Regions from separate parts of the Homo sapiens genome. Here region 1 is linked to region 2. Evidence: chromatin loops called from intact Hi-C (ENCODE). Cell type or tissue: GM12878. All regions are shown on one strand.

What was found. Peaks named below come from ENCODE experiments on the same cell type or tissue, not always from the same donor. Only the 100,000 strongest peaks of a DNase experiment are listed, where the experiment ranks them.
Region 1: a loop joins it to region 2, with 3.0 times the contacts of the local background. A loop is called at or near these places in 2 of 110 quality-filtered maps.

What each region holds. Positions count from the first base shown.
Region 1 is chr11:69,104,773-69,109,772 of GRCh38, forward strand. No RefSeq gene overlaps it. Among named protein-coding and RNA genes, the nearest start is that of MIR3164, 24 kb to the left of the region's middle. In GM12878, no CTCF peak of the experiment used is centred here; no DNase peak of the experiment used is centred here.
Region 2 is chr11:69,164,765-69,169,764 of GRCh38, forward strand. LOC338694 (a long non-coding RNA gene) reads right to left here. Exons shown (of 3, transcript NR_104161.1): 2 at 3,565-3,675. LOC105369366 (a long non-coding RNA gene) reads left to right here and starts at 2,037. Exons shown (of 3, transcript XR_950256.3): 1 at 2,037-2,144. RefSeq lists an enhancer at 1,817-2,111. In GM12878, no CTCF peak of the experiment used is centred here; a DNase peak (open chromatin) is centred at 1,967; H3K4me3 peaks cover 1,243 bases; H3K27ac peaks cover 1,731 bases.

The sequences.
Region 1 (5,000 bases), 60 kb before region 2:
TGCAGATCTTTCTTCTTTCCCCCGAGACCCTGGCTCCACTGTGAGTTTTGTTGGCATTATTGGAGGGCGGTGGGGAGTGAGTGGCGGCGAGATGGACCTGGTAGCGATGACAGTTGCCAGCCACATCTCCAAGGTGGACTTGGTCCCAGCCTGGCAGCACAGGTGAAGCTGGGAGTGGTGCGTGCAGGGCTCTCTGAGTAAGCGGCATCCCAGAGCCTTCCTCTTGGACACTGACCGATGGGACATCGGGCCACGCAGCGTCCACACGCAAGCACTTGCCACCAAGTGTGTCTGCAGCGAGAAGATGCCAGGGGCTTGTGTGGCAGTGGAGCTGTCAGCGCCCACCTGCTGGGTCGAAAGCACCTGTCTCTGCCCAGAAGGGAGGGTCCCGTGGTGGGTGAATGAAGGTTGGGTTGGTTTCACAGACCCCCGTCGTGCCCACTTTGCCTGTCTCTCTGTCTAGACTGAGGCCACGTCAGCTGGCAGGGCCTGTGAGCCCTCTGGCCTTACATTTCCTTGGTCTGGGCCTCTCTGTGTCACATGGCGAATGATCCCTGAGCAACAGTGCCACGTCCTTGGGGAGCTTCGGTTTGAAGGGGCCCCTCCATGGATCTTTTGTAACGTGAGCCATTGCCCCGTGGGTTGGGGTTTCCATGGATTGGTGGGGCACACCGCACCTGTGGTCAGCCCCCACCCCCATCTTTGAGTCTGGGTAAGACAACTCTGGCCTTGCCCGGCCCGGGGTGCCCCCACAGCTCATTCACCTGGCACAGAGAGGCAGTGAGCAAACCAAGAAAGGCACTTTTGATCTGGGGACGGCTGGCACGTTTGCCAAGAGCCCCCAGACAGCCCTGCCTGGCTCGAGCCCAAGACAGCTTCTCAAAGGGCAGTTCCTTTGAGAGAGACTGTTGGGAAACACCTTTGAAAAATGGCTTTGTGCAGCCGGCCTGGAGGGCTGTGGACCGAGCCCCAGGGCTCCTCCTTGGCCACCAGCCTGGGTCCCAGGACGCAGGGCCATATGGCAGGTTTAGAAATTAAGCCAGGCCCTGACATTCCTGTGTGCAGCTCCGGAGGCCCCCTCCCCGCCCCGTGCCTGCAGCCCACTCCCTACCTCTGCCAGCCCGGGGCTCAGCGCCTGCCCTGTGCTTGGGGTGGGGTGAGGAGCTGGGCTTCCACGCCAGCCGACTGGGAAGCTTCTCCAAGTGGTGAAACCCAAGGGAAAGCCGTGGAGTCTTTCCCCGCTGCCACCCGCCTTGGTTTAGTGATGCTCTGCTGGGCCACGTATCCTGCTCTCAGAGTTCAGAAGGGACTTAATCTATTTTTGTCCTGTTCAGCCAGGATGATTATCTTTAATAAGGCCATCTTGAACGTTTCCTTGTCAGCTCGTTTTAAGGAAATGTTTGCGCATTAAGCATTTTCCCACAGCGGTAAGACAATGTGCTGTCCCTTGCCAAAGATCACATTTGCCATCCTCGGCGTTCCTGCCTCTGGACGGTGAGCCTGGAGGCTGGCCAGCCCATTGCTGCCAGGGGCCCTCCATTGATCACTATCAGGATGTGATTGATTAATATCATGGAGGAGGAGGCCTGCGCTTGGCTGGCCCGGAGCTCCCTGCTGCCGAGGGGCTCTGTGGGCAGGGTCCATGACCACTGGCAGTGGGGAGGGGCAGCAGCGAGGTGGTGCATGGGCTCCGGCAGGTGGCCTGAGTGATGGGCTGAGCTTGGCCGTAGCCGTGTGAACCGGCCGCCCGGCCCTGCCCCCAGCTCTTTGAAGCACTTCCAGTTTGCCCAGCTGGGTACGTCCAGTGCAGCCCTTTACATTTCCAGTTTGTCCAGATCCACAAAGCAAAACCAAACTTTCCAGGTCCCCTGAGGCCTGCTGGCCCTGGCTCCCAGGCCCGGCTGCCCAGTGAGGCGCTGTGGGAAGGTGCCTCTGGGTGATTCTCTGAGCCCGTGGGCAGGGGACGGAGGGAGCTTGTCCCAGCCTCCTGTCCTTGGTGAACTGCTCCAGTGGGGACAGGCCTCCCTCCACCATCTTCCCACTCAGGGCTACCCAGAGGCCAGGCTCCCAGGGCCCAGCCCTCACCTGCTGAGTGACCAGGGCAGGGGACAGCATCTGTATCTGGCTGTGTGGGGGCCCAGCCACAGAAAGGCAGGTGGGACAGCAAATGGCAGAGTTTGGGGTTTTCAGAGGCCACAGCTTCTGGGGAGAGGAGGATCCCTGAGCATGAATGGTTGCAACAGGATGTGGGGAGGGAAGAGGAAGAACTGGTCCAGACAGAGAAGGAGTAAGGAGGGCCCAGGGCAGTGGGCAATGCTGTGTCTGCTCCATATCCAAGAGGTGGTGCTGGGGCTGATGCCTGCGGAGAGGTGGGCAGCCCAGGGACTGCCTGGCCTGCTTGAGAAGCTAATGGCTGGATGGGTAGGGCCATCCAGTGAGGGTATTTTCTAAATTGGAAAGTCCCTGATTTTTTGGGAGCTGGAGAACTTTAAAGTGGGAAGGGCCTGTGGAGAACTTAGCATCAGGTCCCCTGGTGTTGGGGAGGCTGAAACCTGGCATGGCAGGAGTGGCCCAGCCCGTGCTGCTGGGAGAGGACCAGTGGCTGCTGCACTAAGAGCTTACCTGGGGCAGGTCCACGGGTCTCTCACAGTGCAAACCCCATGGCCTGGAATGCAGTATTCATGCCAGAAACACTGAGAAAGGCTCTGCCATCCAGGGACTATGCTGTGAGGGTTTGCTGAGCACCAGGATTTTCTGAGCAGTGGGGTTTGCTAAGCACCTGGGTTTTGCTAAGCACCAGGGTTTGCTGAGCACTGGGGTTTGCTGAGCACCAGGGTTTGCTGAGCACCAGGATTTTCTAAGCAGTGGGGTTTGCTAAGCACCTGGGTTTTGCTGAGCACCAGGATTTTCTCAGCAGTGGGGTTTGCTAAGCACCTGGGTTTGCTGAGCACCAGGGTTTGCTGACTACCATACTGCCTTGGATGCCACAGTGAATGCAGGCACAGCCCCACCTGAATGTTGCTTCAGCCTCCTCTTATCCCAGCTCTGTGAGATGGGGCCCCCACACCCCAGGGTTGTCCAGAGTATCACACCTCAGGATTGTCCAGAGTATCACACCTGGTCACACCCTCCTCCTCATCTTGGGAGAAGCCTCTGTGACCCACCTGCTCATGCCCGTGTCCTGGGCTCGGTGTTGATGCTCCCACCCCACCCCATTGCAGTCATCAACAAAGTCCATTTGAACCTCCAAGCACATTTTTGGTCTGCCTCTCCTCATTCCCTCTCCCCTGTCCCAGCCCCGCCATCCAACACACCTGGAGGACTATAGTGGTCCCTGATGGTCCACCTGTTTCTCCACTGCTGACTTCTCTGCTCTGTCTTTGCACCCGCAGCAGCTATTGGATCATGTCCCTCCCCGTTGTGAAACTCAGCCATGGCCGTCCACAGCCCTCCACCCTGGTCCCCAGCCTGCGTGCACGAGCCCCTGCCCACTGTGAGCCTGCCACCCCTGCCATGTCACTGGCCAGCACTACACCTCCCAGCCTCAGGGCCTTTGTCCAGGATGTTTGGATTGGGCTGAATGATGACCCCCTTAACGTATGTCCAAATCCTAACCTAGAACCTGTGGGTGTGACCTTTTTGGAAAGAAGGGTCTTTGCAGGTGAAATTAAGGTAAGGGATGAGATCATCCTGGATTATCTGTGTGGGCTCAAAATCCAATGCCAGGTGTCTCATGAGAGAAGAGGTGAAGACACGGAGAGGAGGAGGAGGATGCACGAAGACAGAGGCAGAGACTGGAGTGATGTGGCCACAGTCAAGGAACACCTGGAGCCCCCAGGAGCTGGAAGTGTCAGGAAGGACCCTCCTCTAGCACTTTCAGAGGGAGGGCGGCCTTGCTGACACCTGGGTCTTGGGCTTCGGGTCCCCAGAACTGAGAAAATAAGTCTGTGTTGTTCTGAGCCACCCAGTTTGGGATGGTTTGTTACAGCAGCTGCAGGAGACTTGTACACATTTGTTCTGCCGACACGCTTTTCTCATTCTCACACGCCTTTCAGGTCTCAGACCCACTCCCTGGGGGAGGAGCTCCTTGGTGCCCATCCAAGCACCTGCCCCTGCCCCTTTGGGAGCCCCACCACAGTCTATGATCATGCATTTATTGATCACTTATTAACTTATTTATTGGCTAATTACACATTTGTTGACTATTGAAAATGCGAACTATGTCTGGTTTACCTTTGAATCCCAGCATCTGTGAAGAGCCGGCTCCTGCTATTATTATTGTTAATCAGTATTAGTATTAGCATTAAATGAATGAACAGGTACCTCCTCATTCATTCATTTATCCATTCAATTACCATTTATTGAATGCTGCTGGGTGCCAGGGGCTGGGGATATGGCTGTGAACAAGACAGACCCAAGTGCCTGCCTTGGTGGGCTCTTCTAGTCAGAGTGGCCAGGAGAAGCAGACCAAGTGTCTGGTGCATCAGGCAGTGGTGAGCTCCAGTGGAGATTTAGCCTGGGCCAGGGCAGGCCTGGCTGATGAAGGAACACACATCCAAGGAAAGGGAGGCAGGGATCCCAGTGGAGACCTCAGGACAGAGCAGCACATGCCAAGGCCCTGAGGTGGGGCATGCTGAGCTCCTCGAGGTTCCCTGAAGGGGCCTTGTGTGGAGCAGAGGAGCTCCTGGCGGTTTGAGTGGAGGAAGGATGAGATCCAATGTACTCTGTTAAGGCTCGCCCTGAGTCCTGATGGCTGGGATGTCCATGGCCTTTGAGCTGTGCAGTGGAGAAGTGAGAAGTGAGGATCTGCAGGGGTGGCTCCAGGCATTTTTGAGTCTGCAAGGGAGACAACTGATCACTTTAATCAGGCACTGCAAACTCTTTAGATCAAGAGCTGGGAGATGTGGCCATTTTCTTGCTCACTCTGAGGTGGGAGATAGCTGAGGTGTTGACCAAGATCAAGACAGGGCAGCACCACCGTTTGCCATGCTCTGCCTTTA
Region 2 (5,000 bases):
TACTTGGGGTGGAGGGGTTCCCTGGGCCATGGGACTTTCAACACTAAAATGGGGAGGGTCGTGGCCACATTGGGATGGCTGGTCATCCTGTTTATAGGACAGGATGTAGTAAAGTGTAGTAAAGAATCTGACCCAAAGAGAAGTCTAGTCTTTGTCCTTGGTTCCTGGGAGGGGATCTCCAGGCCCTCGGGATGTCCTGCTTGAGAAGAGCATCTTTGTTTGCCTGTCATGAGGGGACATTTGGGTCACGTGGTCTCCTTTTGACCTCTGGAGGGGCAGAAAACTAAAGGTCAGTCACTTGGGCATCAGTGCATCATGCCCACGTGATCGTGATCAAGCCCCAGTAAAAACTCTGGACACCAAGGCTCCGGGGACATCTGCTTGGCAATACTCGACGCATCTCATCACGCACCATTGCTGGGAGGAATTCATGCGGTCCATAACTCCACTGGGAGAAGGAGATTGGAACTTCCTTGCACTCTGCCCCATGCATGCCTTCCCTTGGCTGATTTTAATCCTTTCACTGTAATAAACCATAACTGTAACCATTACAACTTTCAGTGGGTTGTTGAAATGGAGGATGATGAACTTGAGGACCCCTGAACTTCCAATTGCTGTCAGAAGTGAGGGTGGTCCTGGGGACTGTTTCCTAATTTCTGCATCTTCGTTCTCTGTTTCTCCTTCTCTTTCTCCTCCTCTTCCTTGAAAACTGCAGAAGGATATACCATGAGCAAGGATTCTGCCTACCCCAAGTCATCTCATCTCCCTCCATCAATGCAGCCCGAGCTGCCTGTTTCTTGTGTCTCATCCAGAGATATCCCGTGTGCTTCCAGGCAAATGCAAATGTCTTCTCCCACCAACCTCATTTTCTCCCATAATTAATAGCATGTTGCGCATACCCTATCCTTATTGCCCCATATGAATTTTTTGTGGATTTTCTAGTTTTCCTGTAATGAGCATGCATTTTTTAAAAATGAAGAAACAAGTGGGTTACACAGATTGGAAAGTATAGTGAGCAAGGCTCTAAGAAATGAGTAGTTAAGGGTAGTAGTAGTAAGCTTAGGGAGCTGTTGTTCCCTTACGTTTTGAGACAGGGTCTTGCTCTGTTGCCCAGGCTGAGTGCAGTGGTACAATCATGGCTTACTGCAACCTCTGCCTCCCAGGCTCAAATGATCCTCCTGTCTCAGCCTCCCAAGTAGCTGAGACTATAGATGTGCACCACTGTGCCTGGCCAATTGTTTTTTTTGGTAGAGATAGGGTCTTGCAATGTTGTCCAGGCTGGTCTTGAACTTCTGGGCTAAACAATACACCTGCCTTGGCCTCCCAAAGTGCTGGGATTACAGGAGTGAGCTATCACACCAAGGGGTGAGGTGGACTGAGGCCAGGCAAAGGTGAGCTGTGGGCCCTCGGTCCTGGGCACGGATCTCATCACTAGGAATTCCTCCTCCCCATTCCCCCACCAACGGGGCCACAGCCCCGGGAAAGGGGTGGCTCTTCTGGGTCCCCAGACTGCTCCCAGCTTTTCCTCTGTGGAGGCAGGTATGTGAGAAAGGATGCAGCCAGGCAGGTGCAACACACCTGGGCAGCCCGTGGCTGTGGCCATGGCCATGGCCGGTCTGCATGTGGAGGAAAAGATGGTGAGGTGAGACCCTGAGAAACAACTCTCTGATCTCATCCACCTCTCCCCTCCTAGGCGGGACGAGATGGATGCACCCTCTGCCGCAGCCACCTCTTCTGCAGGTGCCCGGCTTCTCCAGACTTGCTATTTTGGAGGGGCAGGTCAGTGGGAACGACCGACTGCCTTGCATCTCAGCCACTCATGGGCCTCAGAGTGTGGGCAGGGGCAGCTGCAGCCCTCTCGAGCCTCTCACTCCCTGCTTGGCCTCTGTAAGCCTGTCCGGGAGCAGCTCACAGAGCCCCTGTGGTGGAGATGAGTCACTTGTTCTAAAAATAAAAGAAGTGAAGTCATGAAATAGTGTATTTCCTTTTTAAGCCCGATGTGCCTGCAGGGGGATCCCCAGCAGTGTGCTGGCGGCAGGGACCCTGACAAGGTCTGGAGCCTCAGAGCGCACCTGCCCCCACTTACAAGCCCCGGCCTCGGGGATTGGGTGGAGTGTCCCCTGCCTCCAACGGCTCCCAGATGAGTGAGTAAAAGATGGCACGTAGACCAGGAGCGGGGGCTGACACCTGCAATCCCAGCACTTTGGGAGGCTGAGGTGGGAGGATCACTTGAGGCCAGGAGTTTGGGGCCACCCTGGGCAACATGGTGAAACCCTGTCTCTACTAAGAATACAAAAAAATTAACCAGCGTGGTGGCACATGCCTGTGGTCCCAGCTACTGGGGAAGCTGAGGTGGGAGGATTGCTTGAGCCTGGGAGGTCAAGGCTGTAGTGAGCTGAGATTGCACCACTGCACTCCACCTTGGGTGACAGAGTGAGACCCTGTCTCGACAAACAAACAAACAGACAAACAGACCGATGGCATGTAAATAGCACCCACATTGGGCAGACAGTCTTAGGCTGTAAGAGAGGGCAGAGTGCCCTGGAACACACACAAGGGAAGGAGCGCTGCTCTCTCTTGGGGTCTGTGGGAGGCTTTCTGGAGCAGGTGTCCCTAGAGGTAGGACTGGGGGGACTCTGCTAGGCTGGTAGGAAGGGAACAGCATTCCAGGCAGAAGGAACGGTGTGAGCAAAGGCCTGGAGGCTACAGAGCTCCCGGCAAGCTCAGGATATGATCCTCTGTAGGTCTCCCCAGACCACCTGGGGAGCTGGTGACACGTGCAGATTCCCAGGCCCGAAGACCAGCTGGACTCCAAGAGCAGGGCCCAGGAATATGACTAATAATTCCCCTGCCTGATTCCCATACCCTGCAAAATTTGAGACCCTCTGGTTCAGATGCTAGTGCATAGAGGAGGGGATGAAGAGACGTACGATGGCAAGGCAGGTTGGGTCCAAATTGTGAGGGTTTTGAGGGTTGTTTAGGAGTTTGGATTTTGGTGTACAGGCAGGAGGGGGCTATCAAGGGTGTTTAAGTAAGGGAGTGCTGCTCCTGGACCTGCTCCTGAGAATGGCTCCTGGGAGTGATGTAGGTGACTGATTGATGGGGTGGGACGAAGCTGGGCAGAGGCTTGGGTAGCTGGGACTGTAACAGTTATGTGAGAGGAAGCGGGAATCTGAGAGAGTTGCCGGGGCAAAATGTAGGCCCCCAGCCCCTGGTTCAGGGGACAGCCCAGGGATAGTCACCAGGGATCCAGCGATGTGTGTGTGTGGAGTGTGAGCAAAAGAGGGGGAATTACATGCTTGTTACCAGAAGTGGGGTCGGAGATGGGGAGAGAGAGAGCAGTTCTGGGTCCTGGAGCAGCAGGGCAGAGGGGTTCTGGAGATGCCAAGTGCTCAGGGCACAGAATGGGGCCCGGATGCTTGATGGGGGTATGGGGAAGTCCTTAGAGAAAACAGAGCCCAACAGTGGGCTTCAGGCACCCACTGAGGGTCTTGGGTGTGGTGCTGGAGGGGCCGGGAGGGAGGGAGAGGGTAGAGAGGGAGAAGGGATTCTGCACAGACTCACCTGGTAGGGAGGTTGTTTCAGGTATATGTTCAGAGCCAACGATGGCCTGGGCTTGAATCCCATGCCCTCCACCTCTACCTGGGTGGCCTGGGCACATGTGCTGAGCCCAGTCTGAAAGTATGAAATGGAAAATTTCAGAAATAAATAATTCCTCAGTTTTAAGTGGCATGCCATTCTGAGTCGTGTGATGAAATCCCATTCCATCTTGCTCAATCCCCCTTGAAGTGTGAGTGATCCCTTTGTCCAGCACCTCCACGCCTTGATGCTACCTGCCTGCAAGTTACTTGGGAGCCCTCTCAGTGTGGGATCCATTTGCTCCATACTGCAGGGCTTGTGTTTAAGGTACCCTCCTCCTCTTTTACTTAATAATGGCCCCAAAGCACAAGAGTAGTGATGCTGAGGTCGGGCGCGGTGGCTCACGCCTGTAATCCCAGCACTTTGGGAGGCCGTGGCAGGCAGATCACTTGAGGCCAGGAGTTTGAGACCAGCCTGGCCAACACAGCAAGACCCCGTCTCTACTAAAAATACAAAAATTAGCTGGGCGAGGCGGTGGGCACCTGTAGTCCCAGCTACTTGGGAGGCTGAGGCAGGAGAATTGCTTGAACCCAGGAGGTGGAGGTGGCAGTGAGCTGAGATAACACCACTGCACTACAGCCCGGGTGACAGAGGGAGACTCCGTCCCCTTACCACCCCCCCCCAAAAAAAGTAGTGATGTTGACATATTGTTACAATTGTTCTATTTTATTATTGGTTATTGTTAATCTCATTTGGTGTCTATTTTTTAGATAAAACTTTATCATGGTATGCATGTACAGGAGACATGTATATAGGTATGTATGTACATAAAAAGTGTATATGATACTATTCATGCCTTCTGGCTTCCCCTGGGGGTCTTGGAATGTGTTCCCTGTGGATAAGGGAGGACCACTGTACTCATAGAGACTGGGGTGCCAGTTACGGAGTTGTGGAGTGCTAGCCCAGAGCTTTGTGAGCCGGGAATGTGGTGGGGTGAGAGAGGGCTTGGCCAAGCTCGGCTGGGATTGCATGGGACATGGGTCTTGCTGGAAGGCAGTGACTGGTGTCTGCATCTCTCCTTTGAACTCCGGAGGTGGGAAGCTGGCTGGAGCCGTCCCCAGGGCAGAAAGAGGAGAAAGGGCATCAGTGAGCCCCTGTGCTGCCCTGTTAGGGGTGGCTAAGCGTGGCTAAGATTCTGCTTTTCCTGTAGGGAGGAGTTATTGTCTCCATTGTTAAGGATGGCAAAGGGAGAGTCCATGGATTGCAGGTGATGCAGGCAGCAGATGGAGGAGAATGAAGCTATTATCTGTTCTGAGCCTCTTTTGTTACACAGCTTCATCTAGTCCCTGACCCATGCACCCTTCTGGGAAACCTACCTCTAACCTCCTCACTCATAAGACAGACACAGGCTGCCCCACCTC